7 separate regions of the Homo sapiens genome follow, and regions 2, 3, 4, 5, 6 and 7 are each linked to region 1. The links are chromatin loops, found by intact Hi-C in ENCODE. Cell type or tissue: K562. All regions are shown on one strand. Links, peaks and the distances in the headings refer to the core of each region. The heading gives the core; the rest is flanking DNA. Region 1 holds the start of LOC124904577 (a long non-coding RNA gene). Region 2 holds the start of LYPD8 (LY6/PLAUR domain containing 8). Region 3 overlaps OR2AJ1 (olfactory receptor family 2 subfamily AJ member 1). Region 4 holds the start of OR13G1 (olfactory receptor family 13 subfamily G member 1). Region 5 overlaps OR14I1 (olfactory receptor family 14 subfamily I member 1). Region 6 holds the start of OR2T1 (olfactory receptor family 2 subfamily T member 1). Region 7 overlaps OR2T11 (olfactory receptor family 2 subfamily T member 11).

Region 1 (4,662 bases), core at 298-4,297:
GTGTCATAATATTTTATTACTAGAAAAGCTGCTATGAAAATGCATAGCATATGTTTTTGGGTGAGTGGGCTTTTTAAATTTTTTAAATTGTATGTATAGGAGGTGAACAACATGGTATTTTGATGCACATAATGAAATAGGTATCAAATTGGCCTATCATTTTGCAGTTACCTCCCCCCTTTTTTGTTGTGAAACCGCCTAAAATCTACTCTCAGCAAATTTTCAGTCTATAATACAGTATTATAGTCCTAATGAAGGGCTTTCTGAGATGACACACAGTGCTGGACTTCCCTACCCAGTCACTGGCAGGCAGGACCTGTGAGGCTCCTGGTACAGAAGAGCCCTAGAAAAGAAGGGCTATGCCATGCACGTGCGTTTCTCCTTGCAAAATCACCTAGAAGATGCGGCAGGCGGGAAGAGAGACCAGGAAGGTTAGAGCCAATGGTACTTCTAAGGAGAAGAAGACAGAAGCCGAAGAGCTCCCTCCCTCCCACCCTCGTTGTAGTAACTTGTACTCATCCAGTGCATTTCACGTACCAGGAACGCCCCTAATTAATCTCTACAACAATGTTATAGGACAGATAAACACTATGATTTCCTTTCCACGGTAAGAAAATAAGGCACAATGGGGGGTACTCAGCCTTGCTGAAGGTAACGGAGGCGGCTCCCACTAGGCACTTGGACTCTAGAGTCCAAACGCTTGAACCACTGGGCTCACAGGAACAGGAGGTGAGGAAGTGGAGGTAGTCATCTCCGAGGAAGTTTTGCTGGGAAGAAGAGATGAGAAGTGGGAATACTGTTTCTTAGCTCCTTCTCCCAGCAAAGAGGGTCGAGAAATTTTGTTTAAGGTGAGGAAGAGATGGTCAAGGTGTGGGGGACATAGGGCCCCATCCCCCATTCCTGTACTGTGTCATGTTACATGTTACATTGGCCTGTTGGTAATGAATTGTTCTGATCTTCATCTTCCTCAAGTGTGGGGCTGGGGCCTCAGTCTACCCAACACCTGACACAGGCTCTCACCAACAGATGCTCAGGAAATGTGCTTTTGCTTCTTGCCCCTTCTCTTAGCCCACAGCTGTATCAGGTGGGTTTATCAGTACAGCAGTTTGGAGGTCAGGACCTGGTGATGCACAATCCCAGGATCACATCTCTATGGGAATTCTCAAATTTCATGACGCTTCAATTTTATCGCCTATAAAATGGGAGCATAGAGGCATGTGTGGCATGCTGCTACATCAGTGGATCTGAGGTGCAGCGATTCCTGTTAGCACCTCTTCACAGCCTCGGAGTGCTTAACTCACGGAGGCTTCATCCCATCTTGCGCTAGGCAAGTGGACTCTATGAAAGGGTTGTGTTTCCCTCCTCATCTGGATATGATTTTTGACAAGCATGACAACCCCACTGCCTTTTTAAAAATTTAATTTTTAATATTTATTTTATTATGAGACAGGGTTTTGCGCTGTTGCTCAGACTGGAGTGCAGTGGTGCAATCATAACTCACTGCGGCGTGGGACTCCTGGGCTCGAGCAATCTTTCTGTCTCAGCTTCCCTAGTAGCTACGACCACAGATGCACACCACCATACCCCGCTAATTTTTAACTTAATTTTTTTTTTCTCTGTAGAGATGTATTGCAGTGTTGCCCAAAATGGTTTTGAACTCTTGGACTTAAGCAGTCCTCCCTCCTTGACCTAAAGTGCTGGGATTACAGGCTTGAACCACTGCTCTTTGCCTTTTTTTTTGTTTGTTTTTGTGACACTCGTTCTAGCCCAGGCTGGAGTGCAGTGATGTGATCTTGGCTCACTGCAACCTCGACCTTCTCGGCTCAAGAGATCCTCCCACCTCAGCCTACCAAGTAGCTGGGACTACAGGTGTGTCCCACCATGCCCAGCTAATTTTTGGATTATTTTGGAGGCGGGGTTTCCCTGTGTTGCCCAGGGTGGTCTTAAACTCCTGGGCTCAAACGATCCCCCTACCTCGGCCTCCCAAATTGCTGGGATTACAGGCATGAGCCACCATGCCTGGTTATGCTTCCAGCCTTTAGACATCTTTTAAAATTGACATATTGTAATTGTACGTATTTGTGGGGTGTGGAATCAACCCATCTGTAGATGCTCCTACTCTGCCTGGCAGGAAGAGCGGAGATGACCTTCTTGGGCTGTCAAGGTCTTGCTGTGTCAGCAGGGGGCAGCAGCTACCAGAAAGTGCGCAGAGCCTGGGCTCTGCATTTCCCTGCGCGCACTGCGTGTTGACCCTCCAAGCCTGCGTGGTCAGCCTCATGGGCACTTTGCAGAAGGGCCTGAAAAACTGCACATAGAAGGGTGGGGGTGTGTATACATCAGAATGGAACCCTATTTGTACTTGTCATGGGCCTCTTGCATTCCCGTGTGTCCTCGGAATCACCTATTGCGTGTGAGAGCTGGCTCAAGTCTGCAGCGCAGCTGGTCTCAGGAGGTAAGATGTTCGATATGTAGATGTACCCTGTTCTCCTCAGAGCTCACCTCCTTCCTTGGCCTCCCTAGTGTCTTTTCCCTCTCCCTTTCCACAGCCTCTTTATAAATTTCTCCACCCACGCCTGCTCACCATTCCTGAGCCCCAGGCTGCAACACATTGCTCATGCCCTGGGATAAGGGAACCAGGAGACCATACACTGGCTGGCAAATGGATATGTGTAGTTTACTAAGAAATGTTCACCAGGATCTTTCAGTGTACAAACACTGTGGTAGGCCTTGTTAGGAACACTATAAACTGTAATGCCATGGGTGGGTCTTCCAGGTAAGGAATGCAGGTGTGCACAGGTGGTGCAGGGCAGTGAAAAATACATAACCAGGCCAGGAGCAATGGCTCACAGCTGTAATCCCAATGCTTTGGAAGGCCAAGGTGGGAGGCTCACTTGAGGACCAAGTTTGAGGCCAGCCTCAGCATCATAGTGAGAACCCGACTCTACAAAAAGTAAAAAAATTAGCAATGCGTGATGGCATGCACCTGTAGTCCTAGCTACTCCTGAGGCTAGTGGGAGGATCTCCTGAGCCCAGGAGTTTGAGGCTGCAGTGAGCTATGATCACACCACTATTTCAGAATGGGTGACAGAGGGACAACCTATTTCTAAAAATAAGTAAATAAATAACTAATGAGGGCTGCAGTCAAGGAAAAATCTGGGAGGTTACAGCTGGGCATTGCTCTCCGAAGCTCTGAACCAGCCCCTTGGTCTCAGACTGGAGAAGTGGTGCCTGGCTCCCAATCCTCACTCTTCCCAAATCTGTCTTGAGCTCCCAGGGCCTGTGTCTCACCCATCTTGGTGTTCTCAGGACCTGGAATGTGGAAATTTTCACCAAACAGCTGTCTACTGACTTACTTCTGCTTGTGCTACCCTTGGCACAAGTTTCCTCCCTTCTCAAACTGTCAAACTGCTGCCTGTGGTTTGAGGACCAGATCATGTGGTCAAAAGTCCACATGAGCTGGGATTCAACCACAGGCACCTCTCTAGCCCAGTCTGAATTAATCCTTATCACTCTCAAGTTCCCCATGGCTCTTTTGACTTACTGAAGAATGGGCCGGTTGTTGTAGACATGTCTCTTGTTGGTCCTAAGTCCTCAGAAGAAGGGGTCAGTATCATCCTTGACTCCATCTCACTCAACACATAACACAATAGACATATGTACAGGGACCATACGTGATGCATAGTCTAAATTGGGACAGCTGAGTGTGAAAGGGGGCAGGTGTGGCCTGGGACTGACTTGGGTGATCTAGGACATATGGTCACCCTCATTCTAGGTGCTCAGTAAACATTAGTTCTTTTGAGAGCTTCGGTGTTAAAAACACTGACCACACTATTCAGAGAGGGTTGCCCTTGGCCTGCCCCTGCCACAAGGGGTTATGTGCACAGGGACAATTCACTCAGCTCCTCTGGGCCTCAGTGTTCCAATCTGCCGGAAGTGTGGACAGACTCAGTAGATAACCTCTAAGGTTATCTAAAGCACTAAAATTATACAGCTGGCAGTGGAGGCTGGGCCATGCGAAGAGTTCTGATGGATGATGTGAAATGGTGCATGTGTTTGCAGACAGGGTTAGGGGTTGGAGCATGAGAAACCTGAGCAAGTCCAGAGTTGGTTAGGACCCAGCCCGGAGGGAGCAGAGGGCTGCTGGATATTTCTGCTTGGGTGTGAGATGATCATCGTCCAGAGGTCGAAGAGCTCAGAGTGCTGGGCAGTAGTTTCTCTTTCTCCAGGCAGGCAGGTGGCTTTCACTGCACAGTGCAGATACGCTTCTTGATTTATTCAAACATAGGAGGAAGGGAGTGTCAAAATGAGTTTCTTCCCCATTTAGAAAAGAGGAACCTTCTTGGTCTAGGGTAGAGTGGAGCAGCAGAGCTGCCTTCTTCCTCAGCTGCGGCTTCATCTTCCATGCTCCTTCCAGGCCACCCCATCCTGTTTCGTCTCTATGATTTCTGCAATAACATGCAGAAGAGCTGGATCATCTTCACACTGACACAAGGAAATCTCAGTTGTGCCACGGCCTGCTTTTTTCCAGCAGGAATTCTTAAGGGCCTGGGGGCCTGGGGCAGCAGTGAAGGCTGGAGGAGGCTCATGGAGCTGTACAGGTTCGCAGGGGCTGCTGTGGTTTAGGGAAGAAGGAGAGGATGTTGCTTAATGTCACCTGCCTTG
Region 2 (4,662 bases), core at 296-4,295, 49 kb after region 1:
ACAAATGCTTATTGAATGTCTGGGTCATTTCCAATGTAAATAATTATTATATGAGAAAACATGGTTCTGAAATAGTGAAATAATTTTATCTATAAAATGCTAACATCTGACATACAGTTCAGATTTCTTGCTTCCCATTTTCACTAAAATTTAAGATTACTAGAAATAAAAATTCTAATTAATATATAATTCTGTAAATTGCATTTTATAAAAAATAATTTTGTGTAATTTGGAAGCCATTTTAAAATCATTTACTTGAAAAGGCAAAAAGAAACCAGAAGTGGGGAAGAGAGATGTGAAGAAAGTTATGGTATAAAGTTGCACCCGTAACTTTCACATATATATATATATATACTCGTAAATTAAGTCTAATAATACTGCTATGATTATTCATGTACAAGTTTTTGTATAAACAGTTGTTTTCATTCAATTATATTGGGTATATACCTAGGTGTGGAATTGCTGTGTCATGGGTAACTCTCTTAGAGGAACTGCCAAACTCTTTCCACAGTGGCTGCACCATTTTACATTCCTACCAGTAGTGTATGAAGGTTCCAATTTCTCCATATCCTTCCTAATGCTCGCAATTTTCCTTGCTTCCTTCTCTTTCTTTCTTTCTTTCTTTCTCTGTCTCTTTTTCTTTCTTTCTTTTTGATTTTATTTGTGTTAGTGGGCATGAAGTAGTATCTAATTGTGGTAGAAGTGTGTTCTGAGGCTGGACCTCACCTCAGACCATTGCCCTGTGCAGATGCGAATGTCCCTCTGGGCTGTGCAGTTGCCGATATGAGCTCAGAGAACAATGATAGCAGTAGTAGCCATTGTTTTTAGAGCCCTTTATGAAGTGATAGTTTCATCATCATTGTCGGCTTGTGCGACCTCCTTTGACCCTCAGAATAGCTACTCAGGCCGTAGTGCTGTTTTTGCCACTTGAAAGATGGGAAACCCAAGACTCGGGGGGATCATCATCTTACATAAGGCCATGGACTATTGGGGAAGTTTATCTTCCAGGATATGCTCATTTCCTCTGCAAGGTGACTGGGGGGCAGGAATGTTGGGGGCAATAATTCATTATTTTTAGCCTATTCTCACATCTCCAAGCGGGAGGAATGAGCTAGTCAATGAAAGGCTCCCAGAAGCAAACACAGAGAGAAGGCGGGTCAGGGGTGGATGCTCTTGATCCTTTTGCTGAGTCTTTGGCTTAGACTCCTGTTGGATATAATTCCTGCCCCAGCTTCCCTGACCTGACCCTACACACCTCCACATGCTTATTCCAAAATGGGGTAGGCTCCCCTGGAAACTCACCTCCAAGCTTTGCTGGTCATCAAGGGAAGCTTTGGGAAAAGGCCGTTTCCTAAAGTGGTTCCAGATTTACCACCGGATGACTCACTGGGACTCAGCTGAGCTCCAGGTTTGCCTCAGCTCAGCAGGCTGTAGGGACAGCCAACCTTGTCCCCTTCTAAGAAGATGATGGAACTAGGGTGCCTACGGTGTGCCCAGGGCTTCTTAGTTTAAAAGTTGGGCTGCTTGTTGCGACTTAGCTTCTCCTGGGTCTCTGGACTTCTTTGCTAGTCAGGAGGAGTCGGCTTTAGAGAGGTGCTTTTTCATAATTCCCTGTGACTGATTCAGGTCCTTGGACCCCACATTAATGACAGAGAGGTGAACCTCTGGGAGAGGGAGGAGTGGAGTCAAGTCGATGTCTCCAATCCTGCGGGTGGAGGCTGCGTCCCACCTGAGCCATGTTGAAATGGAAAGATTGCTGGCCCAGGCGTCTGAAGGCCTATAGGGAAGGCCTCCCTGGGCCTGTTTCCTTATCTGTCAAGGCAGCTGGGGGTACCCTTGGCGCACTGCCGGGGCTTCAAAAGGATGAACCCAGGACTGCTGTGAGCAGCCGTATAGACTGCGCAGCCTAGTTCAGGGGGCTTCCATTGTCTTCAGTGTCCTTACTGATAAATGGCTCAGTTAAAATCATACGTGCTATTAATAATAATTCCCACATGGTTAGACGTCCTCAGGACATTATTGATAGATAGATGGCCTTGGAAAAACACAGAGGAATGGGGTGATGATTCCAGGAGTAAATAAATCATCAGGAGGCATTTCTTCAGGGCCTGATGATTCCATTTTAAAGACAAAGAGCTCTGGCCCAACAAGTGCGGTTAATAAGTAACTTATGTGATGTGAGGGACAAAGTCTGGATTCAGACTCAGATCTTTGTGGTCGCTTTGGGTCCATTTGCCTGAGTATCTGGTGCCTTCTGAGAGGAATTAACATTGATCAGCCCGATTTTCTCATGCCAGTACTCAGCCTGACACCAGAGCTGTTATCTCAGAGGCAGTGTTCATGAGCTCTTTGGATCCTCCATCGGTGGCTCAGGGAGGCCACATTCCTGAAACCCGCAAGCCCACACACACCCCATTGGATATTACTGTGCCACTTCTCTTGTTGTGCCCTGCCAGGTGACTGACTAATGTGTGCTGGGAAACAATATGGTTCTGTTAGGGAGGAAGCTGCTTTTTTTTTTTTTTAGGAAAATGCTGTGATAAGCAGCCTGAAGGCAGATGGTGAGGAGAGGAGAGAATAAGAGATGGCCAGAGTCTCTGCTTATAAAAATAACTCAGATTTTGTCTTCTCCATGAGACCTACTACAACCTCCTCATTGAAAGTGGAAGCCTGCACCTGCTCACCCCCTAGCATGGTTGATGACTTATCCTACTCTTTGTCTTTTTGCCAGAGCAGTCACCACATTCTGACTTTCCCTGTGATTTGCTTATTTACCACTTTAATTTATGTTGTCTGTAGTCCTCTCTAGACTACACTCCAGGAGGGCAAAGGTCTTTGTCTTTTTGCTCACAAATACCTCCCGGTTTCCTACAGTAGGCCTAAGACAGGGAGGGTGCTCAAAAAATGTTTGTTGAATGAATGCATGAGTTTGGGGAAGGAAGAGAGAGCTGAGACACAGGTAGCGTAGCCATCCCCAAGGGGTATTTTCAAGAGCAGGGAACTGCAAGGTTTAAATGCAGGCTGGGGGATACTGGTATGATGTGTGCCCCTCAACCTCTGCATCCTCGGCTGAGTGGGCTCCTCCCACTCCCCACCGTGTGTGTATAAAGTGTCAGCACAGTGGAAAGATGAGGAGGGAAGATAACTCAAGTCCACACTCAAAACCAGGAGCACCCATGGCACAGTGTGAGGAGACTGGGAGAGTGTGAGGGTTAATATTGAGTGTCAACATGATTGGATTGAAAAGTATTGCAAAGTATTGTTCCTGGATGTGTCTGTGAGGGTGTTGCCAAAGGAGATTAACACTCGAGTCCGTGGACTGGCAGAGGCAGAGCCACCCTCAGTCTGGGTGGGCACCATCTGATCAGCTGCCAGCTCTGCTAGAATATAAAGCAGGCAGAAAAATGTCAAAAGGCTAGACTGGCCTAGCCTCCCAGCCTACATCTGGGTGGACATCATCTAATCAACTGCCAACACAGCTAGGATAAAAGCAGGCAGCAGAACGAGGAAGGACCAGACTGGCTGAGTCTCCCAGTCTCCATCTTTCTCCCATGCTGGATGCTTCCTTCCCTCAAACATCGGACTCCAAGTTCTTCGGCTTTGGGACTCTTGGGCCTACACCAGTGGTTTGCCAGGGGCTCTCAGGCCATCAGCCACAGACTGAAGGCTGCACTTTTGAGGTTTTGGGACTCAGACTGGCTTCCTTGGTCTTCAGGTCACAGACAGCCTATTGTGGGACTTCACCCTGTGATCATGTGAGTCAATACTCCTTAATGAACTCCCCTTCATACATATATAAACTCACCTTCTCTAGAGGACAGAGAACCTGACTAATACAGAGAGGCCTCAGTTGACCTGACCTGGGCTGTTACCAGTAGCTGCTCAGATCACTTGGCCAGAAAGACTCTCTCGATGGCTGCTGTGGGCTCTCACCCAGTGTGCAGAGCACACTGCAGGCAGGGGCTTCACGTCATGGTCCCTCTACCACACTATGAGGCTGCACAGTGAGTTTACACTCATCTTGGTTGGAGGACCCTCAAATCTAACAAGGTTAAGACACTTGCCTGTGGGAAACTGAGGCCCTTTCCTGAGTTGCACAGACCCCACATAGTCTGATTCGGAGCTCTGAGTTCTGACTGTGCCCCGGCTGTGTGCCCATGAGCATATCTCTTATGGCTCTCTTTCTGTGCTTTGGTTTTCTCATCTATAAATGGGCTAATCATGGTGACTGTTAGCAGGTTGTTAGGTGCTTGTCATTAGCAGGTCATGGAATTGACTTAGAAGGCCACAGACAATGCTGGAAGATACCTTACTCCTGTTTACATTTTGCCAAAGGCAGGCCTTGACCAAAGTTGTTCCCAATTCCTAGAGGTCTCAGAGAGGGCACGAGCTGCACAGATGCCAAAGGGTTGGGCAGCCTGTAGCTCTATTGGGCAGGGCACAGTCTGAGAGCCAGAAGCCTTAGCCTGTCTGACCCAGAGGTCCCACCCCAGAAGACAGCTGTGCTTTTTGATTTTACAGCCACCTGCTATATAAGGCCTCTCCCATACCAGCCCTAAGCCTCTACTGGGAACCACCTTCTGTAGGACAGTCACCAGGCCAGATCCAGAAGGTGAGAGGACTGCGAGGCCGGGGCCTGAGCCCTGGGAGAAGCTGAAACCG
Region 3 (4,662 bases), core at 299-4,298, 870 kb after region 1:
ACCTTATTTTGTCTAATTAATGTCTTGCATCCTTTACTTATAGCATAAGAACTCAATAGAAAAAGCTGCGTTTCTTCTCAAATGAATTGCCACAAAAGTTTAAAGGACATATCCAGCTACCAGCGACCTACAACGGAATGTTCAAAAGACTATGTGTATCTCCACCACAATACCCAGGTATCTGAACACGCACCACTACAAATGCATGTCTTTAGATTGTGATAGGCTTTACCTTTAAGCCTAATTATTTCTATGTGCAGTACTTTAGGTATGTGGTTAATGTTTAAAATATCTTACTTTCCACTTCCAATTTCATCCAAGTATGCTTTACAATCCCACACTGATTGAACCATGCTCTTTACACTCTTTATTAAGAAAAATATATGTGTGTGTGTCAGTGTGTATGTGTGCATGTGTGTGTGGGCATGTTTATTTACATGAAGTCTTCTACTACCCTCAATGTAGGCGTTTCTATGTTTCTATATCCCCAACAGGAAAAAAATGTTTTTTAGCCCTATCACAGATTATTTTTGTATTTTAATCTGGAAATTTGTAAATCTATGAATTCTGACTTCTAAACTTCTATATCATCCTCAGATCTGTTCAGCAGAATGACTTTCTCTTGCTTACAATAATATCTTGCTATTCGGATTTTTACTGTCTCTGATTTCATGCTGCTCTTGGGTCCACATTAGGTATTATTATGAGTTGTAAAAGCAGGCTTTAAAAAAATACAGCACCTGATGCATCTAATATTAACATTAGCACTTCCAGTCAATTTTGAACGTCTCTTAGCAATACATTTTTATATATCATTATATTAGTAATTTTACTCATTCTCTACTGAAATAAAACTCCTTAGCACACCAGGGATAGGAGACTGTTACAGGACTGGAATCAAGTAAAAAAACTCAATTGTCAGGGAAAAAATGTTATTAATATATAATAATTGCTTATTTTATGTCTAAATTATGAACATTAAATAGTTGTATTATTAGAAGATAATTTCATAGTTTATTTAAGGTCCTTAATATATATTGCCACACTGTTCTTTTTAAAATGTTTGTACCATATTTCATGTATGCCTACAATATGTTATGATGTCCAATTCACCAAAATATGGTTAACATTTATTACTATTGTTTTTAATTTTCCAATTGTGAAAGGCTAATCATTTTTCATTAAAGTTTCATATATATCTTCATATTTTGTTAAATATTTATTTCTATAGTATAAAACATTTAGTTGGCATGCTATAATAAAATTAACCTGAACATTTATTTCATTAAAATGTGTTTTTCTAGTTTTTGCTATGAATAACATTACTTAGGGGAGAGGCGCTCAGGGGAGTGGGTCCCAGCGGCAGCTGAGCCTGGGAGAGGAGGCCCCAGAGCCAGCCCCATCCCTGAGCTGCTGATGGGAGGGGAGGAGTCCCCTGAACCAGCCCCGTAGCTGAGGGGTTGATGGAAGAGGAGGCCCCAGAGCCAGCCCCATCCCTGAGCTGCTGATGGGAGGGGAGGAGTCCCCTGAACCAGCCCCGTAGCTGAGGGGTTGATGGAAGAGGAGGCCCCAGAGCCAGCCCCATCCCTGAGCTGCTGATGGGAGGGGAGGAGGGCTGACAGTCGGGAGCAAGAAGGGAGACTGCGGTAACCGCCCCGTCCCCAGGGGGCCTCTCGTCTGATACCTCGGTCTGGAAGGCGTGCCCAGCTGCCCTTCCGCAGGAGACACCAGTGTGTAGAGCAGAGCCCTTCCTTTCGAGAGGGTCTTCACGCTCTCATCGTGGTCGGCGGTCGCGGGAGAGGGGCCCTCCTGGACCCGCAAGCACGCCCACTACTGCCAAAGACGCCGCGGCTGGTCTCGCAGCAGCGCGTCCTCCGGCAGCCCCAGCGAGTGAGCCCGGGGCTCGGGTGCGGAAGATGATAAAGAGGCTCCACCTGGTGGCCGCAGCGGGTCCTGAAGGAGCGCGTCCTCCGGCAGCCCCAGCGAGTGAGCCCAGGGCGCAGGTGCGGAAGATGATAAACAGGCGCCACCTGGTGGCCGGGTCGGTGATTGGCCCCAAGAGCAATAAAGACAAGTGGGAACCTGGGCCAAGGCGCCTGTGGCAAGGGGGTGAGTGCTTGGACCCTGCCAGAAGGACGTCTCGGGTTGCCGGAGGGTCATCTGCAATGTGGGCAAGCACCGGGAGGCGGCACCGCCAAAACTCAACGCTCTCGAAAAAAATAAACGAGAAGGACTAAGAGAACCAGCTGCTGTGCGTCTTGGGGTGTGACTGGTTCACCCTCCGCGGTCCATGCATATCACCTTTGAGCTCCTGGGCAGGAAAACCCTTGAGTTCCCGAAGGAGAATAACATCCAGCCATTCCCCTCCCACATGTCTGGCACATGGCCCACCAGCTCTGCCACACCCTTAGATTTCTGCACGAGAACCGGCTGACCCACGCACACCTGAAAACCGAGAACATCCTGCATGTGGATTCTGAGTTAAACACCGTCTACAGCGAGCACAGGAGCGATGAGAAGTCAGTGAGGAGCACCAGCGTCCGAGTGGCTGACTTCCCCAATGCCACCTCTGACCGTGGGCACCACATCGCCATGGTGACCACGGTCACTGTCGCCTGCCTGAACTGATCCTTGATCTGGGCTGGACACGCCCCTGCCATGTCCAGGGCATGGGCTACCTTCTCTTTAAGTACTACCAGGTTTCACACTCTTCCAGACCTGTGAAAACCAAGAGCGCCTGGTGATGTTGAAGACCCTACGGCTCATCCCATTACGCGTGATCTCCTGTACCAAGAAGCAGAAATATTTCTACAAATGGGGCCTAGTTTGGGATGAGAACAGCTCTGACAGCCCATATGTGAAGAACTGCAAACGTCTGAAGAGTGACATGCTCCAAGACTCTCTGGAGCACGTGCAGCTGTTTGACCTGATGCGGAGGGTGGTAAAATTGGACGCTGCCCAGCACATCACTCTGGCTGAGACTCTTCTGCACCCCGTCTTTGCTGGCCTGGCAACCTCAGTCGTGGTCCTTCCACACAAGCCACAACCCAAGCAGATGACAGACGCAGGACACTGCATGAGGAGAGCGGAACTGGGCTGCCCAATCCCCATTCTCCAGCCCCTACCACCAGGTCCCAGGACCAGAACCACACAATGAGCAGTGCAATGTGAAGGAAGGCAGGAGCCTGCGGGGGAGCAGACTTGGTGCCCAGCTGCCAGAAGGCAGATTTGACTCAAGCTGTTCATACGTGTTTTTTGTTTTTGTTTTTGTTTTGTTTTTTGTTTGTTTTTTTGAGATGGAGTCTAGCTCTGTGGCCCAGGCTGGAGTGCGGTGGCGCCATCTTGGCTCACTGCAAGCTCCGCCTCCCGGGTTCCCGCCATTCTCCTGCCTCAGCCTCCCGAGTAGCTGGGACTACAGGCGCCCGCCACCACGCCCGGCTAATTTTTTTGTATTTTTAGTAGAGACGGGGTTTCACCGTGTTAGTCAGGATGGTCTCGATCTGCTGACCTCGTGATCCGCCCACCTAGGCCTCCGAAAGTGTTGGGATTACAGGCGTGATCCACCGCGCCTGGCCCATACATTTTAAACTTACAAAGTGTGTCTTAGTGTTTGTAAAAAAAAAAAAAAAAAAAAGGAAAAAAATTAAATGAATTCTCAATAGAAATATTTATTATCTTCTTTGAAATAACTATTAGGATAAATTGCTAGAAGAGTTTGTAAAACATCATCCTGTATGTATAAATGAAATAAGGCAATTTTTATGATATTCCTATCTAATATTGTATAGTTGCTTCTAGCATAGGATGAGTAATTCAATTTTAACACAACTTATATCTGTATATATGTGTGTACATATATATGTGTGTGTGCATATATATGTGTATCTGTAAAATTTTACTAAATAAAGGTGTTGATAAACCAGGCAAAGAATAATGATTTCATATGGAATTTGTGAATTTTTGATAAGTGATTGTTAGCAATATAATTTAACAAAGTTTTATAAAAATAAACATGGATTTGTCTTTTATACAATGGATGTGTGACTGTATTTTTAGGGATATTCTCATAAGTCTTACAATTTTGGTGTTAGGGAATAGGACGCCTTGGGTAACTTCTACTTCCTGTAACTGTTGCATGATTATAATTGGTACCACAGAAGGAACACTACATTTTTAGAGGTACGTGTTTACAACACAAACACATATTATTGTTTATTATTAACAATGTTTCTGAAATATTCACTTCTTATATGTGGTAAGATAGAAGCTTTGATTTCTTTCTAGGAAACCTCTCATGAGTATCCTTCAGGCATTTAACATAGAAATAGACAGAACACACATTCAGGAATTTTCCTATTCATTTTTTTGTGCAGAAAGTTACTTTTGAGCATATTTTTCATCACCGCCAGAACATCTTTATTCCTAAAGCTGTAGATGAAAGGGTTGAGTGTGGGTGTGAGGATCGTATAGAATATTGCCAGGAACTTATCCTGGCCTGGAGTGTGGTATGATTTAGGTCTCATATATGTAAAAATAAATGGCCCATAGTACATCGTGACCACAATCATGTGGAAGGAACAAGTGGAAAATGACTTTTTCCTTGCCTCTGATGATTTCATCTGGAGGACAGTAAGAATAATTTGGCCATAAGAAGCAGAGATC
Region 4 (4,372 bases), core at 1-4,000, 1.1 Mb after region 1:
AAAAATGTGGAAAAAAGCCCACTAAAGGTATATAAAAGCATTTGTTCTTCAGTGTCCTCCCTAGCCATAAACTTGTAAACTTGCATAGTAAGTGACTATTGTAAGTGTGTCCCCATAAAGGGACACAAAGTGTGTAGGGATGTGTGTGTGTGTGTCTGTGTGTGTTCAGGGGATAAGAGATTGGGAAATAGGCAAAGAAAATTCGAAAAATGGAAAAAAAAGATCTAGAGATCAGTCTGCAGCTACCTTGTATAACTGTGCCATTGAAGAAACTACCCCAAATTCCCTTTTTACAATACAGTAAATTTTATTTAATAAAAGTTTGATGAATCAACAATAAACAAATAAAATAATATGGCTATTATTAATATGTTGAAGAGAATATGAGATGAAAATAGAGATGAGAGATGAAAAGATGCAGATAGAAAAACTAGAAATATTAGAAGTAAATACATATGTCTAAAATTAATATTCAATAGAATTATAAAAGCATGAAATACTCTACCTGAAGTTAACAGCTAATAGTTTGGGATTGACGGAATGTTAGATCCAGTAGACGATCTGATTACTTGCTTGAATATGAGTTAATAAAAAATATTTAAAGAGAAGAAACATAATTGGAAGGTACAACACGTAAGATAAAAACCATAGTGAAAAGTTCTAGCATGCATGTTATTTTCACCCTGGGAGGAACACAGATTTAAAAAGGGGGGCAGAAGCAGCATAAATAATGATACCCACAGATAAATATTATTGGCAAGCTTCAAGCAAGATAAAAGTTCAATCATATCCTAGAGACATCACACTAAAATTGCTAAAACTAAAGATAAGCTTAAATGCCGCAATAAGAGGAAAAGAAGACATTTTGTTCAAATAAGCAACAATACTACTGACAGTTGACTTTTCAACATAAACTGTGAATGCTATAAGACAATTTAGGTATATCTTTAATGTGCTAAATAAAACAATAGTCAACGTAAAATCATATACCCAGAAAACATAATTTCCAAAACTAATACCAACAAAAAATTTTAATACATAAAAGAATGAGAGAATTTCTTGTCAGCAAACCTGTAGGTTTGCATTAAAAGAAGAGTTATGCAGGCAGAAGAAAATGGCCCAAATGGGAAAAATGGGCAGGAGAGTGGAAGAACAATGAAAAAAGCAATATAAGAGCACATGCAAAGGAATACAGACTGATTAAACAATAAAAGTTATGGGTGGTGGGGTTTGAGATATGCGTTTAATTATAATCCATTATAAAAACAATACAAAGAAGGGACTAAAGTAGTTAGTGTTCTAAAAGCACAGTGTCTCTAGAAAGTGGTAAAATAAGTAATTTCTACTTGACCATAATAAGTCAAAAATGCATAAACACTCAAATCGGTGTAGAAATGCATGACTACTCACCTCATAGATGGAAATGTGGAATAAAATAAGATAAAGTAAGATAAAACAGGGAGAAAGAACATAGATGAGCCAAATAACAATAATATATTCATAAAGCAAACACAAATGTGTCTGAAATTAAATTAAAGGCAACTAAAGTGCTGAAATTAAAGCATAAAGACTGACTGATTTTGTTAAAAAACAAAACTGTATTACACTTAACACATTCTCAAATGAACACGAAGAAAACACCCAAAATGAAGATGGAAAAATATATACCATGAAAAATTAAACAAAACAAAGTTGGTATAGTCGTTATGCTATTAGAATACATAGCTAATAAGGCAAGCAACTTTTCTGAAGAGTAACCTTTGATAATGACAAGGCAGCCCTTCTACTACAAATAGATCATAAAACCAGTTCTCTGGCGCATACAACAGTATTGCTTCTAATGATACATGACTTAATTTGACAGACTGAAAATAAGAATAAGGCAAATTCCAATCATCCTGGGGTATTTAAAATCAAAAGTCAAAATACTAGAAGTTCTAGAACTTCACCAAAAAGACCAGGAGAAGCAAACAGGGAAGGGACCTGTTTTTTCTCCTCTAGTCTTACAGTTTACCTCTATTGCCCCCTACTGGCAGAGTTCATGAGGTGCCAACACGCTAACAGCGATGTGGTTGTAGGGTTCACCCAATCCAGCATCCAAGATCTGAGTGCGTAGGGATGGGTTTGGAGTCAAGGGACTTAATTGGCTCAAGTATTTCAGCTTTTTTTTTTTCCACCAAATACCTCCTCTCCACCCATTTACGAATACATTTAATTCAATGTTATTCTGGTTCATTGTGCAGTCATCACATCTTCAACTGTTCTGTATTATTTTAATGTACTTGTTCAAAGCGATAAAACAACAATGTTTTATCATTGTGGAAATGAGTAGGTTATTTTACCTGTAAAGAATATTACTAAAGCAAGATAAATTATGTCAACTGGCTCAACAGCAAACACTCTTTAAAGGCAAATGATTAATTTCTATTTGGCCGTGTGATGACAACTACATATAATTCCTGCCCCTTACTTGCTCTCATATTGATAGTTTGATATACTTAACTAATATTTAGTAATACTATGCTTACAATAAATGTGAAATAAGCATTTAGATCACTGTCTGGAAGCTTTAAAAAGCTGTTAAAGTGATCTGATATTTACCCATGTAACTTTTCTTTAAGATAAACAAATAGGAGAAAGAAATACATGGTAAACATGTAAATGTGTGTTTGAATTCTAATGAACATTTCAAACTATGAGGCTATTCAGCAAGAGGGATAGAGACAATGTTATTTCATTATGCGTACATCACACAGATGAGTTGCATTTGTGTTTGGGTATGCATAAACAGCAAAAGGATGTACAGAACAGTTTTTCAAACAATTCAGAAAGAAATTTAGCTGAAGGGTTTGCGTGTTACATTAAACAAATGAAAACCAAATTGCATTTCATATTTTATTTGTAAGATCCTCCAGGCCTGCACAGAGTAGAGGACTAAATGACAAACTTTGCTTTAACCTTCATCTTGGAATTCATTTCCTACCACTCTTCCTCTTATTAAATTGAACTGTTTGTCCTAAATCTGCCTGTGTACATGGTAAACTGTAACCTAACTTAATGTGTAAACAACCTGCAACCTAACTTCAGAGCATACATTATAACAAGTAGCAAAATCTCAGCGAATCATAGCAGCCTAACCTTCAGCCAACTGTAGGCCGAAACCTGCCAAAACATCCAAATAAAGCAAACACAGAACTCTAGTCAATCAAGTTATTTCCGCATGTCATTTCCATTTCTCCAGCTATAAATATTGCCTGCAACGCCTTGTAGGATGAAGCTCTCTGCACTGCTTTTGGTCCTGAATGTTATCTGGTTCATAAATATTTTTTATTTTCTCTGCTCAAATGAACTCTGTTAAATTTAACTTGTCTAAGATTTTTCTTTTAACACTGTCTAAGTTTATATTGGGAGAAGATCTCCGAAGCAGATGTAATTGCTTTTATAACAATGTCCATCCATTTATTCTTTAAATCTCCCACCAGCATTTCCACTGTGTCTCATTATTCAGGTTTCCTACTCCATGAAGACATTATCTCGGGATACCTTTTGGTCTTCACAGAAAAAGGTTGACACACAAAGACCAAGTGATTGAACATCATAATTGGTAATTAGTTCAGGGTTTTAAAAACTGTTCCTCTGGGATACATTTTAATGTAACTAATAGCAAATCACTTCAAGATGCTCTTCCTTGGGGTCCCTTGTCCTTGAGTCAGGAACCATGCTTTTCATTGATCTTAAGTATAAATAAACCAATACTAAAGCAAGCATGAAAGAGCTCATTTGATAGCAAACTGGCAAGAGCTACTGTACTTTTAGTTTTTTACAGTGATTTAATACAGGTCACCATTTGAACATGACAATACTCTGCAAAAAACTACAGTGAGTATTTGTGGGCAGACTGTCTAATTCTTAAGTTTACCATAAAATCATGGCCTGAGTAGGGATATTTTTGAGCCAGGTAACATATTTAATTCCTTTTTAGCCATAGCGCGCACACACACACACACACACACACACACACACACACACACAATCCATCCGCGGATTGTACTTTAATTCAAAACAGGGGATTTTATGCTATCAATGTATCAAAATACTGATGATGCAAGTATTTATATTGCCTGCCAGCCTTTCAAAATTTTTCCTTTCATATCAAATATGCAAAAGTTGGAGTTTAAAAGACAGTCAACTAAATTTAGGTTAACATACTTTACCAAGTTATGGGAATGCTTGACATGTATGAGAAATTGTTTTAGAATATGTCCTTTCTTTAATTATCATAAAGACTTAGCTAAATAGTTTAAGAATTAGCTTGCAAAACTTCTCATTGTATCAGGATGCTCCAAGCTGCTTAAAACGCCTCTCAAAAATA
Region 5 (4,662 bases), core at 264-4,263, 110 kb after region 1:
TAATTTGGTTAGTGTTCTTGTATTGCACAACTAATCTAAAGCTAAAGAAGAGTACTTGCAATTTTTCAAACTTTATATCAATTGACATTTGATATCATGTAAACAATCTTCTGTTTTACACGCTATAGTTGGTTGGCTTTAATTGGAGGTCTTTCACTTTGGGTAAAATAAATTATGATCTTTTACTTATACTTCAGTTATTTTAAAAAATAGTAGCTGAAAATTAAAGTCACCCTGGTTGGGGAGCATTTAAAACAACACAAAGGACAAAAATGCGGGAGCAAGGCCAGGCTCATCCCAAATCAGCTGAATCTGAATTTCTGGCAGGGGGCCTAGGATGCGCATTCTAATTTAAAGCTCCTGGGTGATTCTGTACTAAGTAGTCAGCAGTGGGCCGGACGCGGTGGCTCAGGCCTGAAATCCCAGCACTTTGGGAGGCCAAGGCAGGCGGATCACGAGGTCAGGAGATCAAGACCATCCTGGCTAACATCATGGTGAAACCCCATCTCTAATAAAAATATAAAAAATTAGCTGGGCGTGGTGGCACGTGCCTGTAGTCCCAGCTACTTGGGAGGCTGAGGCAGGAGAATTGCTTGACCCAGGAGGCAGAGCTTGCAGTGAGCCGAGATTGCGCCACTGCACTCCAGCCTGGGCGATAGAGCGAGACTCTGTCTCAAAACAAACAAACAAACAAACAAAACAAAAAGTAGTCAGCAGTGAGAACCAGGGACCTTGGCTTTTGATCATCTCTCTGGTGGATTGAAGGAAACTGTTTTCCATCACAGAGCTGGCCTGTCCTCAGCTCAGTGAGTCCACTGTGTTCATCCAGGGCAGCACTTTCCATCCCTCTCAGAAAGATGCTTCCAGCCAGGCCCATATACTTGCTGACATTTTCCTCTCCCCCACTCCTCCTACCATTAATTTCAGCTACTGCATCTTAGCCTCCACCCATCTCCCCATGTCCATGTCTCAGTGCATGTTATTTCTGCTGCCATATAGTAAAGGTCTCCTCAAAGTCCATCTAAAATCCCAATCTTTCCTTAATCAAACCCACAGTCTTCTACTTTTACCCTATGTCCAAACCAATCCCTCAGGCTCCTTAAGCAGAGTGCTTCTGCTCTTTTATGTTCTTCTTAAATTGCTTTCTCAGCATTTTAACTGCACACGTCCTCATTCTCTAAATGCTTTGGGACCTTAAAGGCAGGGACCCAAAGCTGATTCACTTTGACCCTAACACACTTTATGCAAGGCTGGATACACAACAAGTAAACTCATTGAATGAGTAAACAAATGGACAACTGAATATAACTATGGAGAAATTAACACTCATGAAAGAATACATTAACAAAAAAATTCAGGTTTAATTCATAAATGGAAGTGGCTAGGCTCTTGCCAGAGCTCCATGAAGTACCCTCCCCAGGAAAAGAACAAAGAAGATGGGAGATGGGGGTCTGATTCTGGCCCCATTTCTGATGGCTGATTTGCAATTTCTACTCTTGTTAGCAATTGGAAAACCCATCTAAGAAGTTATCGTCTCTTTGCATAGGTCTGCTTGTGTGCATCTCTTCATTTCAATGGCTACGTCACGAATACCTGCAAGAAACTGTAAGTGAGACTTCCACTCTCCTCCTCCTTCCTTATACTCTGCATTTTACTCATACAGACTGGGCTGGAGTAGGATATAAGTCAAGTCACACTCTGGTGTGATCCATCTGACAGGGCTCTCTGCAGCAGAGGCAATGAGCTAGAAATGTGTCCTCCAAAGATGGGACTTCCAAATTCCTAAATCTTCTCAAAATCTATGTCAATCACATATTGGCATATTTTCTAAACTTTATATGAACTTTTTTCCAACTTACATTACCACTTGAGATAGCATATGCTTTTATAGACCCTTTATGCCAATGGTAGTAAGAAGTCCTAATGACTTTGTTAGGGGTATCCTGTATGCTACTGATACTCAGGGGAGGGGGTATGTCTGTGTTTCAGTTATGTAGACTCTTTGTAAATTTAGGAACATAAATCTAATCTCTTATTCTTGGTCTGAGTTATCATTTAAGAACTAGCAATAGCCATAAAAAAGCTACGACTGTGATTGTGTTCCCTGCCTTTCAAAGCACCTTCAGACATATTCTTTCACATGGCACATATTCTACGCTCTCGATGATTTCATCTTACTTCTTCTGCAGTGTCAATAGCAATCGAGTGATTGCTATTTTAAAGCAAATACATCTCTTTTATTATGCAAATTACAGAAAGTAGAAACATAAGAATCCAAGAGACCAACCAACATGGTTAGCCTTCTAATTACCTCACTTAGATGAACTTCAGGAAGGTGGAGCTCCCCAGCGTCAGCAGGAGGAAGTGAGCAGGTAAAGAGGAATTATGGAAACAACCCAACCCTCACGGAACTCAGCCCACTGCATTTCGTGCTATTCCACACTATCACTCCTAAATCATTTCTCATTTAAATGTCTTCAATTAATTTAGAATTTTGTATTGTATTTTCTTAAAGCAAGCATAGTAAAATATAATTTGCAATCTTTTTGAAGAAAGTTTAAGCTTGGTCATTGCCTCTCTCCAGAGCTCTTATTTTGAAAATTTCAACAACAACAACAGAGGAAAAAAGCACACATTGCCCCCGTGGTTTTTTGTTTTTTGTTTTTTTGAGATGGAGTTTTGCTCTTGTTGCCCAGGCTGGAGTGCAGTGGAGCAATCTCGGCTCACCACAACCTCCGCCTCCTGGGTTCAAGTGATTCTCCTGCCTCAGTCTCCCGAGTAGCTGGGATTACAGGCATGTGCCACCACTCCGGCCAATTTTGTATTTTTAGTAGGGACGGGGTTTCTCCATGTTGGTCAGGCTGGTCTTGAACTCCCGACCTCAAGTGATCTGCCCGCCTCAGCCTCCCAAAGTGCTGGGATTACAGGCATGAGCTACCGCGCCCGGCCATGTTTTTTTTTTTTTTTTTTTTTTAAACCTAACCAAAATTTGCAGAAGATGAAGATTCCTCCAATATGCTGAACCAACTTCCTCAAAGCTAGTAGAGAGCCTGTCAATGAATACATGTATCAATTCAAAAATAAGTGAATGTGAAAGCCAGTTGGACATATTTACAGAGTCAGACCACTGCTGTGTCCTCATTTCTAAGAGATTTGGACAAAAGCTGATTTCTCCTCAACCCTACCCTTGGAACACATACCCCATAAGCTTGTGAGAGAATACCAGTACATCCTAGAAAAGTACCTGTGTTTATGATGCCAGAGAATTCAATACACTTTATTTTATCTGCTGCACACCATTTGAGTTCTGTATCGCATTTCCTTCCTTGCACTGCAAAGCATGTTGGGCACTTAAAACCACTGGAGCTGAATTCATCAACATCTTCCTCCTCTAGATCACTCATCTTAATCTCCCAGGAGACTGTTAAAAAAAGATAGAAGACTGGCTAGTTATTTGCCATTGACAAGCAAATGTACTCATTCTCATAGAACAGCCGCTAGAACTAGATCCACCCACCCCATTCACCCTTCCCTAATCCTCACCCCTGCCTTCCTCATGTGACACTTTCAAACGCATCCAATAACACTAGAGTTACTATAAAAATCCCTGCCATTATGGAGCTCATTTTCAGATGGAGGAAGCAGAAAAAAACAAAGAAGAAAAAAATATGATATGTCAGATGATGATAAATACTACGGAGAGAGACAAAACAGGACAGGATGTGCAGGGTAGGGATAATTCACGGGGTTGGTCAGGAAAGGCCTCACAGAAAAAGGGACATTTTTTGAGTGGAGGCCTGAAAAAGGTCTACTTCCAAACACTTACACAGAAAAATGTGGTCTTACAAGTAAAGGTCACGGGTGGCAGAATGCACAGGATACTCAAAGAAGGGGCCCTAACAAGAAAGAGCCTTAGCTTCTTCTGCACTATCTGCCTCTGGGGCTCCATAATAATGTCCTAGTGAACAGAAGTCGACTGATTCCCCGCTTCCATTCAAGTGTTCTTGCTGCCACCTGCTGTCATGGGCAAAGACTGGGCTTGGCTGTTCCAGTAAAAGATGTCCAGGCACAGAGCAGAGAATGGTGGGGACTATGAATAAAGAGGTGGAAATCTGTGGAAAATTAAGAGCAAGGGGAAAAAAGGAGTAAAAGCCATGGTATTTCCCTGAAGAATTCTCCTTAGGCTATCAAAAGGTAGTTTTGATTTGTTCACCTCCCCCAGACCAGGGCCTCTTCTGCCTCTGTTAGCCCCTATGGGATGAGTAGTATGTGACACCAAGGGGACATGCCCACCCAGATCCTGTATGCCCTTTCCCCACTTTGCCTGGCTACCAAGAATCCTGGGATTTCTTGCTCAAACAGACTGAGATCTAACCTAGCAGTTGTCAGAGGTGGTGGGAGTGGGGAGTTTAAACTTCAGCATTGGCGTGTCCACACACATGATCGCGATGGCCTTCACAGTTGAAGGGGAGTGTGGAATGGGGAAAGGAGATGGGCTGGAGACCAGGATCCAGATTTCTCAGTGCTGCAATTCTCTGGCATGAAACTCTTGCGAACATTCCAAACCTTTTAGGTCATTCTGAGGACACATTTGTGTAAGTAAAAGGATGGAAAATATTTTATTATTGTTTTTAGCTTACTGTATTTCTTTTAAGTATTGTG
Region 6 (4,662 bases), core at 411-4,410, 400 kb after region 1:
ACACCTCCTGACACCCTTTGAGGACCCTTGAACCTCCCCAAGGCCCTCTTCAGAGCTCCAGTCACATCCTTGTTTCTAAGGCTGTAGATGAGGGGGTTCAGCATGGGTGTGAGAATGGTGTAAAACACAGAGAGGACTTTGTCCTGGGCTGGCTTGTGGTAAGAATGTGGCAGCATGTAGGTGTACATGGCAGCCCCGTAGAACAAGGACACCACAGTCATGTGGGATGAGCAAGTGGCAAATGCCTTCTTCCTGCCCTCCACTGAGCTCATGCACTGAACTGTAGTCAGGATTCGGGCATAGGAAGCAAGGACTACAGAGAAAGGAATCAGCAGCATCAAAACACAGCACACATACATCACTGTCTCGTAGAGGGCTGTGTCTGCACATGCCAACTTCAGGACTGCTGGTGCCTCACAGAAGAAGTGGTTAATCTCCCGGGAATTGCAGAAGGGAAAGCTCATGGTGATGGGGGTTAGGAGGAAGCCATCCAAAGAGCCCCCAAACCAGGAACCTGCTATAATCATCCAACAGACCCGGCGGCTCATGAGGACAGGGTATCTCAGAGGGTTGCAAATGGCCACATAGCGGTCATAGGCCATGAGGCCCAGCAGGAAGAATTCAGCTCCCACAAGGGTAAGGTAGAGGAAGTGTTGAGCTGTGCACCCCACAAAGGAAATGGTCCTTTGATCCAGCAGGTAATTAACCAGCATCTTAGGCACAATAGTGGAAATATACATCATGTCAATTAAGGAAAGGTGGCTGAGGAGGAAGTACATGGGTGTATGAAGGCGCAAATCTGTTTGGATCAGGAAGATCATAACCCCATTGGCCATCAGTGCGGTGAAGAAGATGATAGAGATGATGGCAAAAATAAGACCTGAGGTTTCCTTTCTGTTGAACAGCCCCATGAAAGTGAAGTCTGTAGAGGATGTGTTGTACTCTTCCATTGATCCTACAGTTGTGCCGATATAAGGTAATATCTTCCAAATAAGATGATAGCATTCCCAGGGCAGTAAAATAACAACATGTGAATTAATTGTTAGGCAGCAAACTTTTAAAAGTGGGAAGAAAACATTTAAAAAATAGTATTCTTGCCACATTGAGACTGATATCTAGCATTTACTCTATTCCAGAAGGTTTTTAAATAAAATTGGTCATTATTAATCAATAATTGCTTAAATACATTGGAGAAGATGAGGTCAGCAGATGATACTGTATTACGATGATGTGCATAACAATGCCTAAGGTTGCATACCATGCTACACAGCAGTTACGCATACCATGGTCCGGTGTATGCGTGTGTGTATTACCTTAGATGCATTTAAATTTGTATTATTATTTAATGTGTCTTTGTATGGTTGGCATCACCACTACTTTCAAAACATCTTTGGTGCTGGCTGTGAGTAGCTCATGTCTTCCATTTAGCTACAAGTACGGGTTATCTACCATTTGGGTCACAAGTCACTGTCTACATCATGAGAGTATACTTGGTGTTAGTTTATCCATGTCCCAGACAAATTATAAGGGATGAAATAAAAAGGGCAACAGAAACTCAACGGAAACTACTCTTGCAAATTTAGACATAAAAATTATTCTCAATACAAGAGGCATTCAGTGTTGTAGAATTTTATTTATTTTCAATTTTAAGATGATGAGGAATTAGCATTAGGATTATGATTAGCATGACCATTAGAAATCAGTATTAGCAATTAATATTCAGAGGAAATACCACAGGGACGTAAACATTGAGCTATAATTCACTGATTATTTTTGGAAATTAGAATTTTTCATAGTTCTTCATAATTAAGAAAAACTGAGTGTGTTTTATACAATTTCAGGTTACAATAAAGAAACAAATATCCACAACAAACTTCATGGAAGTAAAGGATGATTTTTCACATTGTTTAAGGCTAAAAGTGTCCCAAGAAAGACATTTTACCAACATATTTGGGAGTAAAATTGATCAAACTAGTCTAGTGCTCCTCTAAATATTCTAAAAATATTAGCATTTGAGTCAATTGCCCAGAAAAAGAAGTTGCTATTGAGAATAATGATGATGACATCGTGGAGTTTATTTTGCAAAGTGTCATGCTAAGAAGTACTTTGTAACTATTGACTCCCTGATCTTCACAATAAAACTAAGAAGTGAGGAGCTATAAAAGCCCCTCTCACCAATGACAGCATTGAGGGTAACGTGTTGGTGGTCACGGGGTCTGTTAGTGCCAGGAGTGTTTGGACTAGATAGTCTCAATTCATTATATATTCATACACATGGCATTGTGTATATAGGAAGCTTTATATGGGAATAGCAGCTAGACATTTACTGTAATTAGCAAATAAAATGTACCAAGCATGTGAACCTGCTAAATTGTTAACAATGTAATAACTAATGTGACTAATGAAAATTAGTCATACTTGAGAGTAGATCACATAAATTATTATAATCAGGATTGCTGTTTTATGGATATAAACTATGTGTACAGATATACACACATATATAAAAATGTACACATAGATACATCATATGTATATTTTATATATATATATAATGTATATTTTGCTAATTCAGAATATTTGGTGTCAGGTTTTATACATTTTTATGATACTATGTACAATGTCATCATTACTTACAACCTCCCTCATTTTACTTTTTTTAGGTTTCATTAATGGAACCTATAAAAATATATTTCTAAAGGGAAACTCCTCTCCAGTTTATGTCGCAGCCTAAATATTAGCAGTATTTCAGCTACTTCCACACTTCCTACATTTTCGGTTTGACTTTTATCATGCGATAAGACACCAGAAACAGAGGGAAAATCATGTGCTGCTTCACAAAGTCAAACAGTGGTCTCTGCTGTCTGTTCACCCTTACTCCCATTTTATACACACACACACACACGTATATGTAATAGCACAGGGACATACATATTGAGGTATAACTCACCGATGATTTTTGGAAATTGGAATTTTTCCGTAGCTCTGGCAATTAAGAAAAACTGAGGGACTGTTTTATACAATTTCAGGTTACAGTAAAATCCACAACAAACTTCAAGAATATAAAGGATGATCTTTTATCCATTATATATATATATATAAGTATATACATTCATAATTTCCTCCCATAGATTTATATATGTATATATGTAACTCTTCTGTGGTTCTAGCTTTTTCTATGGCCAGCTAGCCCTGCAAACCTAGCAATGCAAAGGGAAATTCTAAAGTCTACTCCATTTTGCAGCCAAGTGGCCTTACTTTTCCTATCTGCATACAAAAGATCTAATTTATCAGAGAACAAGCCCTCCTCAAAGTAAATTATGATTTTAAGTAAAATGTTTTGTTAAATTTATTATCTGCTCTCTCACTAGAGTGAGCACAATAAGTAACTATACTTGTTGAATATCTCCTGGGCATAGATCATACAGCTTTGCTATGGTTTAGTACACATAAAAATAATCAGAAAATGTTTGGAATGATTCTGTGACTTTATATAGGCATTTGTTTCTGAAATGATGAAGGCAACATACAGTAAAACAAAATTTAGAATTAAATGAATTGAGTTCTTCCTCTGGTCACGACATTAATTAATTCTGTGACCTTGGATTATCTTCCTAAACACCCTGAGCCTCAGTATCTGCTTATATTAATTGATATAATAAACATTCAGGGTTACTTTAAGAATCAAATAAGAAATTTATAGTTACAGGTGCAAATATTTTATACAATACCAAGTAAAATGTAAGATATCTGCAAATTATTTCAAAACTATTGGTAAATGGGTGCAAATTCTCAATCTCTCATTTAAGCAATCTACATATTCAACTAAAATCTATGAATTTAAATTGCAAATACCTCCTGATCTTCAGAAAAGGTCTGTAAACCCAGGTGCTCCCAGTGAAGTTACATCAGCAGTTAAAGTCTATCTTTTCCCCCAAGTATCCTTTGACTTGAAAGGATTGTTACTTAGTAGAAATTCTCAGAAAAAACTGTGCATTTCAATTAAGCTTGCAGAACATCTAAATGCCTTTGAAGAGCAGAAGTATGCTTGGCCTGCAAATTTTGAGAAAATTATTTTTAAAAAGTTAGTGGATAAAATAGACATAATTTTATTGGATAAAATTGTCTTTTAGGCCTACCTAAACTATTTTTTATTGCATAATACCGTACACCAAGAGATAAATCAATGCATTTATGTTATCCTGACATTTGTAAATATTCTGTACTATTTTATAAGGCGTGCATGTTGGTTGAGTAGGGATGGCCGCAAATATTTTCCTCCCACATCACTACAGTTTGAAGGTAGGACACAATGCTTGCCCAGGACTGTGATGATCTCCAAGCCCATCCTTTAAATCAAGTGACAAGATAATTCCTAACTTGTAAGTTGCAGCCTTTGCTTGCTTCCCTATGACCACTGGTGAAGTTTCTGCCAAAGAAAAGAGCAAGCTCCATGCTCCTTCAATGCAGCAGCCTTGTTAGGAAGCTCTGCATTAGCTTAAATTAAAGCTGCTTCATGCAGGATTCTTCCTTGCCTTCTGAATCTGCTTGGAACCAGTTTTCTCTCTTTGCAACATTCAACATTTCATAATGTGAATATGACTACAAGGTTTTCTGTCCTCCTTCTCTATACCGGTCACACTTCTCCAGTTATTTTATGCATTC
Region 7 (4,662 bases), core at 205-4,204, 180 kb after region 1:
CCTTAGTGACCATTTTTAATGGAGATATGCTTAGAGATGATTCAGGGTAAAATCAAGGGGGAGGAAGTGGATAAGGTAAGTTGAGTATGAATTTTTAGATTTTTTTGTAAAGGAAATGGAGTATAACTAGAAAAACGTGATACCAATGTGTTTGATGTTAATGGTGCTGTCATGTGATATTGAGTATGAAGTTCAAAGGAATAATTCAGTACAAAAAGAAAATCGATATATGAGAAATGGAGGAAAGTTTCAGAAAGATGGCCTTTGAGAGTGGCCGAAAGCACAGAAACCAGTTTAGAAGTGGAGAGTTTGAACTTTTGTAAGAGCATGGCCAACTCAGTGACAATAGCAGGAGGTCAGGCAGAGCGTGTGTTATAACTAAGATCCCTTCCGATGGTTTGTATCTTCTCGGTGCAGTTAGAATCAATGAGAGCGTCTATGAGTAAAGATCAGGGTGGTCCCGTCAAAAGTTTGAGAGGAGAAGAGAATCATCTTGGAGAAGAGGTAAGTTAATAAGCTAGTAGAGACATCTGGGTTGTAGGACAACCTTCGGACTCCCCCTCCTTTGCATTGAATTTATGAATTTAGCACAGCACATTTGTCAGACGATTCATGATGTGTGTTCGGGATGGTGGCCAGAAAATAGTAGGCACTCAATATGTTAACTAGAATTATGTTAAAAACAAGGACAAAATAACAGCAGCAACTGCTGTTACTACTACAAACTTATTCCTTTGTGAATAAAGTGTGTCATATTTATGCTTTTCCAAGGCATATAATTTGCAGTATGTAATAGATGTTCAGTAGCTGTTTATTTCAATAAATTTGTCTCTTTGGGCAATTAAAAGTTGTATAGGCAGAATTCTTCATGGTGTGGAGTTTCTTGTATAATATGGCATGATTTTGCATTATAAGGTGACACTGTCACTTCATTTCAAAATGTTAATTATTTACGTTTAGAAGTTAAATTCCACCCTACTCCTAAAACATTCTCTCTGTAATCTTGGCTTTGGTGGTGGCTTCTCTGGTGATGGGTTCCCATTTAGCGTGGGAAAATGTCCCTGCTCTGAGTGTCCTAGTTGTAGTTGGCACCAAGAGGAGATGGGCACACAGATTTCACTAAAATACTGTGTGATACCAGCATATATGCCCAGCAACAGATTGTTCAGATGTTGAACAGCTTTTTATAAGGTTTTTTCCCCATGAATATTTAACTGTTCTTTAATTATTTCCACCCCATCTGCCAATTTCAAAGGCAATTTAAGGGTGATAAGGCCATATGCTTGGAGCTTGAACCCCCTGGAGTCTGAATATTAGCCTATTTCTTTCTGGGCTGTGTGCCCTGAGCATGTTACCTAACCTCTCTGTGCCATAGTTTACTATCTTGCTCAGAGTCTATCATAGTTGAAGAATGAGGAAGAGGCTTCTTAGAGCAGATATTTTCTAAGCCTACAACTGTTGCTCCTTCAGGCCATGGGGGCTCTGCCTGAGTGATCTAGCCAAGCCGTCTTCTGTGGGTTCCCTGGGCAAAGCTCTCATCAGGAGTTCCTTGATTCGTTGAATAGCTTCTACCTCAGGTACTGCACTGAGACATTTGCGATTGCGTCTAAGATGGTTATATATCTCCCCACTTTCTCTTGGCTTGCTGATCTATCTGTACAGGAAGAAGAAATCTATACATGAATATGAAGTCCCAAGTGATTGTTACTATGGGACACCATGACATCCTCCTCCTGACACCTTGTGGCCAGTTAGTAATATGACATTATCCTAAAACAACACCATGTGTTCTCTATTCTTTAAAACTGCATGTATCATTAGGAGAATAAAAAAAAAAAAATGAATAATATCGGTACCTTTGGACTGATGGTGACATCATTTTTGTTATTAAACATTTTCTGCATTTTAGCAGTTATTTTTACTCTGTAATCCCTCCAGAATCAATTGGAAAAAATACAATGAATTGTATAAAAACCTTGAATCTATGATTATTTATTGCCAAATAATTTGCCAAAAAGTTTGTTTCTCCATATATATTTCTGTAATTATAGATAGAATTTAATAGCTTTAAATATTATAGTTAATATCCCTCACTTTATTTGGTAAAACTTGAAAAGTTACTGAATTTGCTACAACATAGAGGAAAGAAGTCTTTGCTTGGGGATATTTAATTCCAGCCACTTTGTAATTTTAGGGAGTGAATTGAATCACCACTTAATGACGCAGGCAACAGCAGGGCTTCTAAGAAAATCACATTATAAATCAGCGTTAATCTCTTCTTATACTATGAAATATAACACTAGAAATGCCATGCAAAACTCATTATTAATCATCTCAAGAAAACAGTTGTGAAACCATTCATGAAATAACCCCGCACCCCATCAAGAAACGGAACATAACCAGCACTCCAGGGCGCTCTTGTTTGATCACCGCACATGCCCCAGGGCAAAAACAGGCATTATTCTAAATGTCTCTAACTTTCATTTGAACTATTAGACATGCAAAAATGTGCAAAATTAGCACAATGAGCTTCCAATGTGGCCGTCACTCAATTTCTCTTAATGCTGACATTATTTTGAAACAGTTTTGCTCTTGCTGCCCACGCTGGAGTGCAATGGCATGATCTCAGCTCAGTGTAACCTCCCCTCCTGGGTTCAAGTGATTCTCCTGCCACAGCCTCTCAAGTAGCTGGGATTACAGGCACCCACCACCATGCCTGGCTAATTTTTTGTATTTTTAGTAGAGACAGGGTTTCACCATATTGGCCAGGCTGGTCTTGAACTCTTCTGTCTGCTCAATTGCACACTGATAATGTTGATGACAAGCTTCTTTCCAGGAGCAGAAGAAAGACCGGATGAGACAAATCATTCCTCCACCTACCCAGGGACTTCTGCATAATTGACTCTTCCTTGGCTCCTTCTATCTCTTCAGACATTCACCTTATCCTGTGTAAAATGTACATTTACTGGGCACTAACTGAAGTCTCACAGAAACGTAACCATTGACCTTACCACCAACCCGCCCGTCTTCCTATATGCCTTCCCCCACCTTAAGAAAATATATACGTACTGAGTGTTCTAAAAACCTCTTTGGAAAAATGGCCATGGGTGTGTCTGTGGCTTATTTTTCTAGACATACTCTAATATTGGCTTAATGAAACTTGACTGAGCAATTCTCACTCATTTCAGTTAAGTTTCTAACATTTCTTTAGTTGGGCCTTGACAGCGAAGAATATTGGTCAGTTATTTTGCCAAATGAATTTCATAGTAATTATTCCCTGGATTTCTTCTTGCATGACTGGATAAATATTCCTAAATACTACAGTTTAATTTTTACTATTCATTGAAAATTATATAAATTGTATACCCTGTCGATGAAAAGTCAAACCCTGTATTTTAAGATTTATTCTGAGCCAAATGAGTGACCAATGGCCCATGGAACCACCCTCAGAAGATCCTGAGAAACACGGGTCTGAGGTGGCCGGACAACTTGGTGTTACGCATTTTAGGGAGACATAAGACATCAGTCAACATGTATAAGATGTACAGTGGTTTGACCTGGAAACACACAACAATTGGAAGCAGGAGTTTCTAAGTCAGAGGCAGATTCAAAGATTTTCTGATTGGCAATTAGCTGAAAGAGTTGTTTATCAGTAGAAAGAAATGTCTGGTTATGGTAAGGGTTTGTGGAGACCAAGACTTGATCTTGTAGATGAGGCCTCCAACAAGCAGGCTTCAGAGAGAAGATTGTAAATGTTTTTTAATTAGACTTAAGTCTTAAAGAATCTGTTCTATCAGTAATTCCAAAAGGGAGGGAGGGTATCCTGAGGCATGTCAAGCTCTTCCTTCCTATCATGGCCTGAACTAGTTTATCAGGTTAACTTTGGAATGCCTTTGCTGAGACGAGGGCCCTATTCAGATGGTTGAGGGAGGCTTAGAATTTTACTTTTGGTTTAAAACCCTTTAGTATTTAGCCGGAATTTTAGGAAGGGGACCCTGATTTTTGTAGTGAGAAGAACCCATATTAGTGCCCATGGACATAAACATACACAAACAACAAATAAGCAATTCAAGATCTGATAAAAAGATAATGACATTGAAAGATGCTTCTGAACCCTATGTCTGAGGCCACCAAACAATCCAAGCAAAATCATTCTTGTGACCTGGTTACAAAGATGTGCATTTCAAATACCAGTAAAGAGAAAAGACACAAAAATGGGAAGATTAAAAGAATTTTTAAAAAGAAAACAGATTCCTTATTAGCCTTTCCATCAGAATGAGCTTATTTCCAGAGTCCCAGCCATTAATGAAGAGCCTAGAGTAGTTATGAACAAAATTTGACTTCACCTCTCAAAACCTGACTTGGTGAACAAGGTCCCAAAACTAGCTGCCATCAGTGATATGCAGAAGAGCAAGTGCAGAGGGCAAGCTGGGCTACAAGAGGACTCTAAGGGGCACAAGCAGGTTGTGTGGTTCAGTCTCCTGTGAGCATGCTCTGAGAGGCAGATAGGTCTAAAGAGCAGAGATGGAAGATTGACACTGATAGAATACCATGTCAGAAGTCAGAGTCACAATCACTTTGGTGACTGAGTGGGGACAGGACAGGTTTTGAGGGTTGGTAATCATTCTTGACCAGCTGGGTCAAGAAAGAGATTGAGCTCCT

The links. Peaks named below come from ENCODE experiments on the same cell type or tissue, not always from the same donor. Only the 100,000 strongest peaks of a DNase experiment are listed, where the experiment ranks them.
Region 2: a loop joins it to region 1, with 2.1 times the contacts of the local background. A loop is called at or near these places in 4 of 110 quality-filtered maps.
Region 3: a loop joins it to region 1, with 6 times the contacts of the local background. A loop is called at or near these places in 8 of 110 quality-filtered maps.
Region 4: a loop joins it to region 1, with 39 times the contacts of the local background. A loop is called at or near these places in 8 of 110 quality-filtered maps.
Region 5: it touches region 1 in a loop (5-fold over the local background); 30 of 110 quality-filtered maps call a loop at or near these places.
Region 6: a loop joins it to region 1, with 12 times the contacts of the local background. A loop is called at or near these places in 14 of 110 quality-filtered maps.
Region 7: it touches region 1 in a loop (9-fold over the local background); 66 of 110 quality-filtered maps call a loop at or near these places.

The regions. Positions count from the first base shown.
Region 1 is chr1:248,804,839-248,809,500 of GRCh38, reverse strand. It overlaps LOC124904577 (a long non-coding RNA gene), which reads left to right and starts at 1,983. Exons shown (of 2, transcript XR_007067008.1): 1 at 1,983-2,452. RefSeq lists an enhancer at 4,039-4,248. In K562, for the core only: a CTCF peak has its summit at 2,180 (motif pointing right); a DNase peak (open chromatin) is centred at 2,160.
Region 2 is chr1:248,755,655-248,760,316 of GRCh38, reverse strand. LYPD8 (LY6/PLAUR domain containing 8) reads left to right here and starts at 4,558. Exons shown (of 7, transcript NM_001085474.2): 1 at 4,558-4,612. In K562, for the core only: no CTCF peak of the experiment used is centred there; a DNase peak (open chromatin) is centred at 1,796.
Region 3 is chr1:247,934,407-247,939,068 of GRCh38, reverse strand. It overlaps OR2AJ1 (olfactory receptor family 2 subfamily AJ member 1), which reads right to left. Exons shown (of 2, transcript NM_001355235.2): 2 at 3,730-4,662. The coding sequence ends at 4,314. It also overlaps the pseudogene CLK3P2 and a transcript of OR2L13 not described here. Among named protein-coding and RNA genes, the nearest start is that of OR2AJ1, 12 kb to the right of the region's middle. In K562, for the core only: a CTCF peak has its summit at 1,983 (motif pointing left); a DNase peak (open chromatin) is centred at 1,958; H3K4me3 peaks cover 483 bases.
Region 4 is chr1:247,679,147-247,683,518 of GRCh38, reverse strand. It overlaps OR13G1 (olfactory receptor family 13 subfamily G member 1), which reads left to right and starts at 3,780. Exons shown (of 2, transcript NM_001005487.2): 1 at 3,780-3,879. In K562, for the core only: a CTCF peak has its summit at 2,026 (motif pointing left); a DNase peak (open chromatin) is centred at 2,038.
Region 5 is chr1:248,695,790-248,700,451 of GRCh38, reverse strand. OR14I1 (olfactory receptor family 14 subfamily I member 1) reads left to right here. Exons shown (of 5, transcript NM_001004734.4): 3 at 1,547-1,605. It also overlaps the pseudogene LYPD9P. Among named protein-coding and RNA genes, the nearest start is that of OR14I1, 4.6 kb to the left of the region's middle. In K562, for the core only: CTCF peaks have their summits at 2,346 and 3,995 (motif pointing left); no DNase peak of the experiment used is centred there.
Region 6 is chr1:248,402,436-248,407,097 of GRCh38, reverse strand. OR2T1 (olfactory receptor family 2 subfamily T member 1) reads right to left here and starts at 4,050. Exons shown (of 2, transcript NM_030904.2): 1 at 3,853-4,050; 2 at 1-983. The coding sequence starts at 950. In K562, for the core only: a CTCF peak has its summit at 2,899; a DNase peak (open chromatin) is centred at 2,887.
Region 7 is chr1:248,619,749-248,624,410 of GRCh38, reverse strand. OR2T11 (olfactory receptor family 2 subfamily T member 11) reads left to right here. Exons shown (of 2, transcript NM_001001964.2): 2 at 1-854. Among named protein-coding and RNA genes, the nearest start is that of OR2T11, 13 kb to the left of the region's middle. In K562, for the core only: a CTCF peak has its summit at 1,750 (motif pointing left); no DNase peak of the experiment used is centred there.